Regions from separate parts of the Homo sapiens genome. Here region 1 is linked to region 2. The links are chromatin loops, found by intact Hi-C in ENCODE. Cell type or tissue: HCT116. All regions are shown on one strand. Region 1 overlaps ATMIN (ATM interactor). Region 2 has its middle 45 kb from the start of GCSH.

Evidence for each region. Hi-C counts contacts between places; a loop is a spot of excess contacts. Peaks named below come from ENCODE experiments on the same cell type or tissue, not always from the same donor. Only the 100,000 strongest peaks of a DNase experiment are listed, where the experiment ranks them.
Region 1: it touches region 2 in a loop (12-fold over the local background); 5 of 110 quality-filtered maps call a loop at or near these places.

What each region holds. Positions count from the first base shown.
Region 1 is chr16:81,040,476-81,042,975 of GRCh38, reverse strand. ATMIN (ATM interactor) reads right to left here. Exons shown (of 4, transcript NM_015251.3): 2 at 1,495-1,620; 3 at 496-695. Among named protein-coding and RNA genes, the nearest start is that of CENPN-AS1, 1.4 kb to the right of the region's middle. In HCT116, no CTCF peak of the experiment used is centred here; no DNase peak of the experiment used is centred here.
Region 2 is chr16:81,140,085-81,142,584 of GRCh38, reverse strand. It overlaps the pseudogene PKD1L2. Among named protein-coding and RNA genes, the nearest start is that of GCSH, 45 kb to the right of the region's middle. In HCT116, CTCF peaks have their summits at 782 and 985; a DNase peak (open chromatin) is centred at 1,014; H3K4me3 peaks cover 531 bases; H3K27ac peaks cover 666 bases.

The sequences.
Region 1 (2,500 bases), 100 kb after region 2:
AAACATGCAAACAGAGAAGGAGGAAACATACCTTTTGTTAAGCTCTAAGTACTAGAACTCAACTCAGATCTTTAAGCCAAAAGAAGCTAAAAGACTTACATAATGCAAGTTTTATCATTTCTAAGGCAGGAAGCTATCACACTAAATGAAAATTTGACCTTTAAATGAAGTACAGTTTCATGATAAAACTTATTTGTTGGCAGTTTGGTTCCCTCTGATAGAAAATTCTGGAAGCTGAGATTTTCAAATGGAAATAACAAGGGACTCTCAAAGAGGGCTGGCAGAAAAAAATAGGGGGAACAATTGGGTCAAGATTTCAGGCCCAGACATGTGTCATTTGCAAGACCTGCTTCCATTTTCAAAAGCTTCCTTCTTCCACGTCACACATTTTCTAAGATTCCTTTTTCCTCCCCACACCACTGGCTCTCCAGGATGTTTCATCTGAAATGCTTCCCATAGCTACTGACTTCTGTGCCATCATTTCTTTCCCTTCACCTGTGTTCTGCAGGTATCTCGTGCCCAGTTCGGTAGATGTGAGACTGCAGTGCTGTTCTACTGGCGTAGGGACAGCCGCATGTGCACCGGAAGGTCTTGCCACAGTCCTCTGCATGTCTTTTCAGGTCCCATTCTGTACCGTACGAATTGCTGCACTTACTACATTTGTGCTTCTTCTCAGCATGCATTTTCATAAAGTGCTAGGAGGAACGCAGAAGGGACTAAGGTGAAAAACAGCAACTGGTCAAAACATTTCAGAAACCATCATACACCCAAATTAATAATGATTTTACACTATTAATATAAATAACATAAAATACAGCAGTCCAAGTCAAAAGAATGTAAAAGCAGGAACATCGCAGTTAATTATATATATGCCTCTTCTTGTTGCTTTTGCTTTGTGAAAAGTGAGGAGATTGTTTTGGAAACATCTATGGTCTCCAGCATTTACACTCTGATCTGTAAGTGCTGCAGGCAGGAAAAAAATGTCTTTACAATGCTCTTCTCAGGACGCCCTCCAGCAGACCCTCAGGGGAACATTTCAGATGCCAATCTCTTCCAGTTCTGAATCACCTCTTGTCCCAGTCACTGGGGCCCTCCCTCCTCTTAAGATTGCGGCTTCCAAAACTCTTCTTTTCCTGGATTCTGCAGGTTCTTATTCCCCTGGGAGAACAGTTCCTTTGTGCCTTTGCGCTGGGCCCTTGGAGGTATGCAGACTCACACAGGAGATCTGCGAGCAAACATTTTCTCATTCTTTGCTGAACTGGTTTACTCTCTCTCTCTGTATTTTAACTCAGTTCTAGACATATTCCCTCCAGACCGTGCCGCTTTTCCCTCCACTTGTGTAACAGCATACTCAGGTTTATACCAACTGGGAGACACGCAGGCATCTCCCCTCACAAGCAGCTGTCTACTCAATTCTGTAGTTATGTCTGCTAAGTAATCAGAATGCACAATAGGTTTTTAGCATCTGTATCTCATCCTCAGAGTAGAGAGTACCTGTTTTACGAGAGAAAACTGAGAAAACGGTCTCTCAGGGCCTCTGGGGCAGCCTTCAATTGGACAGCAGTAGAATTTCGGTCCAGTTTTCAAATCTTTTCTTATTGTTGGATTGACTATGCCATCCTGCAAAAGGAAAATTACTTTAAATTATTATTTCAAAAAAACAACACAACAGGCTGGAGTGGAAACGGAATGACTGAAAACGAGCACATTTTGTGAAATACTTTTAATTAAGAGTTTTTCCATCTAGTGTCAGCAGTAAGAGAAAAAGAGTATGAGTAGATTAAACGAAATGTGGTGAGAATACTAAGCAAGACTCTAAAATTCTGCATTCATTTGACCATTACTGAATTCCTCTTAGTCAATTTACATTCCAGGGAGATGCCCCCCTTGTATGTTCCTAGGCTGTGAAATGCTCCAGAAAACCACGGATTAGGATCACTACAAGATTCCTGCTCATTTCAAACACATCGTCAGTGAAGCTCGGTAATCCTTTCATTATCTTTTCCAACCTCCCTCATGCTCCCCTGTAGTGTGTGCTCTCATCATTGAATGCCTTTTACTATCTCCTGTCCTCTTCTAAGTGCCCCTTCGTTCAAGTCCTCCTATTTATGTGGATTTTGTCATTAGCCTCAATCTAATTTCTAGACCTTCAGTCTCTTTTTCACTCATACTTTATCAGATTCACCTTTCTCAAGTATAGCTTCGATCATGTCATTACCTCCCTCAAACGTTTTCAGCAGCACCCCCGTACTGTTCAAGTCCCAACTTTTTGAGCCTGGGATACTCAAAGTCCCTTACTCCATAGCTTCAAACTACTTTTTCTTCTCTCATTACTTCATTACACCGAAGAGAACGCCTTCTAATGCCCCCCACACCTTTACATGGGCAGAGATTTATTTGTATCTTCTGTTGCCTTTGGGAATGTTTTGAACAGAATAAATGTTCAATAAAAACTGGTAGCATTATACTGAATCTCTTCAGGTAGCCATCTAAGCCAAAA
Region 2 (2,500 bases):
GGAACCTGGGAGGCGGAGGTTGCAGTGAGCTGAGATTGCGCCACTGCACTCCAGCCTGGGCGACAAGAGCAAAACTCCGTCTCAACAACAACAACAAAAAAAACAAAAAAACAAAGGGACAGGATTACACTATATTTGGCACTAGACAAAAAAGGGTTCAAATTCAAGTCTTACCATATTAAAGTATTTGCTTTAAAATACTCTGGGCCCAGGGGGTGGGGGAGTCGGGGGGTGAGGGCGGGCACTGTGGCTCACGCCTGTAATCCCAGCACTTTGGGAGGCCGGGGCGGGCGGATCACCTGAGGTCAGGAGTTTAGAACCAACCTGGCCAACATGGTGAAACCCCATCTCTCTACTAAAAATACAAAAACTAGCTGGGCGTGGTGGCGTGCGCCTGTAGTCCCAGCTACTCAGGAGGCTGAGGCAAGAGAACTGCTTCTAGAACCCAGGAAGTGGAGGTTGCAGTGAGCTGAGATAACACCACTGCACTCCAGCTGGGGAGACAGAGTGAGACTTCACTGCAAAAAAAAAAAAAAAAAAAGCTCCAGGAGAAGAAAAGAGATGAGACAAGACTGGCCAAATGTTGGTCATTGTTGTAGCTGGAGTGATGAGTATGGGATTCTCCTCTGTTCTCTTGATGTGTAGGGAAATTTGAAGAATGACTCTGATAAAAATCTAAAAGAGAAACATCGAATCCTAACTGGCTGTGTGACCCTAAAACCTTACTCCGTCTCTTTGAACCTCAGATTTCTCAGGGCTTGGCACATAGCAAGCATTTCATACTCAGAAGCTGGTACTATTACTGTTGTGTTTTGTGGGGGGAGGTTTGTTTGTTTTGTTTGGAGACAGGATCTGGCTTTGTTGCCCTGGCTGGAGTGAAGTGGCGCCATCATAGCTCACTGCAGCCTCGCCCTCCTGGGCTCCAGCGATCCTCCTGCCTCAGTCTCCCGAGTAGCTGGGACCACCTGCGCATGCCGCCCCACCTGGCTGTTGTTTGTATTGCAGCTGGTTTGCTCTGTGACTCAGCACAAGCTGATCGCTTTCTTCTTTGTCCTCCAGAGAAATCACAGTGTCCCAAGCCCAAGGCGGCACGGAGTGGCCCCTGGAAGGACAGCGCCTACAGGCAGTGTCTGTACCTTCAGCTGGAACACGTGGAGCAAGAGCTGCGGCTGGTGGGGCCCCGAGGCTTCTCCCAGCCCCACAGCCATGCCCAGGCCCTCAGGCAGCTGCAGACCCTGAAGGGCGGCCTGGGGGTACAGCCGGGCACCTGGGCCCCTGCACATGCCAGGTAATCCACTTCCCTGGGGGCTGAGTGGGTGCCTGCCTGCCCCAGCCTGGGGCCGTCTGGAAAGGGCATTCTGAACAATCTTGGAAGGATGTCCACCCAGACCTTGCCAGGCAGAAACAATGCAGGATTCCTGCACACATTCAGGGAGGCCGGGTTTGAACAGGTCTGTTTGCTGGAAGGCACTCAGGGCCCTTTGTACCGCATGCTACAGTCACAACGGTGTTCCTGTGGGCTGTTTCCCATCTGTGCACTTCACTCTTGGACCGGCTCCTCAACTTCTCAGGCTTAGTTTCCTGATCTTTAAAATGGGAATGATGACGCCTATCTCTTGATTCAAACTTAAAACAAAATGCATTTTTTAAGATAACCAGTGAACTTTGAATACAGACAGGTTACTAGGTGACATTTAAAAATTACTGTTAATTTAGCTGTGTGAAAACAGCATCGTAATTCAGTAAGAAAATTGCCTTTTTTTTTTTTTTTGAGACAGAGTCTTGCTCTGTCACCCAGGATGGAATGCAATGGCGTGATCTCGGCTCACTGCAACCTCTGCCTCCTGGGTTCAAGTGAGTCTCCTGCCTCAGCCTCCCCGAATAGCTGAGATTACAGGTGCCCACCACCACGCCCAGCTAAATTTTGTATTTGTGGTAGAGATGGGCTTTCACCACGTTGGCCAGGCTGGTCTCGAACTCCTGACCTCAAGTGATCCACCTGCCTCAGCCTCCCAAAGTGCTGGGATTACAGGCGTGAGCCACCACGCCTGGCAAAAATGGCCACTTTTGAGATGCATTCTGAAGTGACTAGGAATTATTTTGTATTATGTCTGGAATTTATGTTGAAATTTTCCAGCCAAAAACAAAAACAAAACAGGGCTGAGGGGCAGATGAAATAAGTGTGACAAGGGGTGATAGTGGTTGCCAGCTAATAAACACCTGGGTATTCACTGTGCTCACTAATTTTTGTATGATGAGAATTTTCTTTCTTTTTTTTGAGACAGAGTCTTGCTCTTGTTGCCCAGGCTGGAGCGCAATGGCACGATCTCGGCTCACTGCAACCTCCACCTCCCGGGTTCAACCAATTCTCCTGCCTCAGCCTCCCGAGTAGCTGGGATTACAGGTGCCCGCCACCACGCCCGGCTAATTTTTGTATTTTTAGTAAAGACGGGGTTTCGCCATGTTGGCCAGGCTGGTCTCGAAATCCTGACCTTGTGGT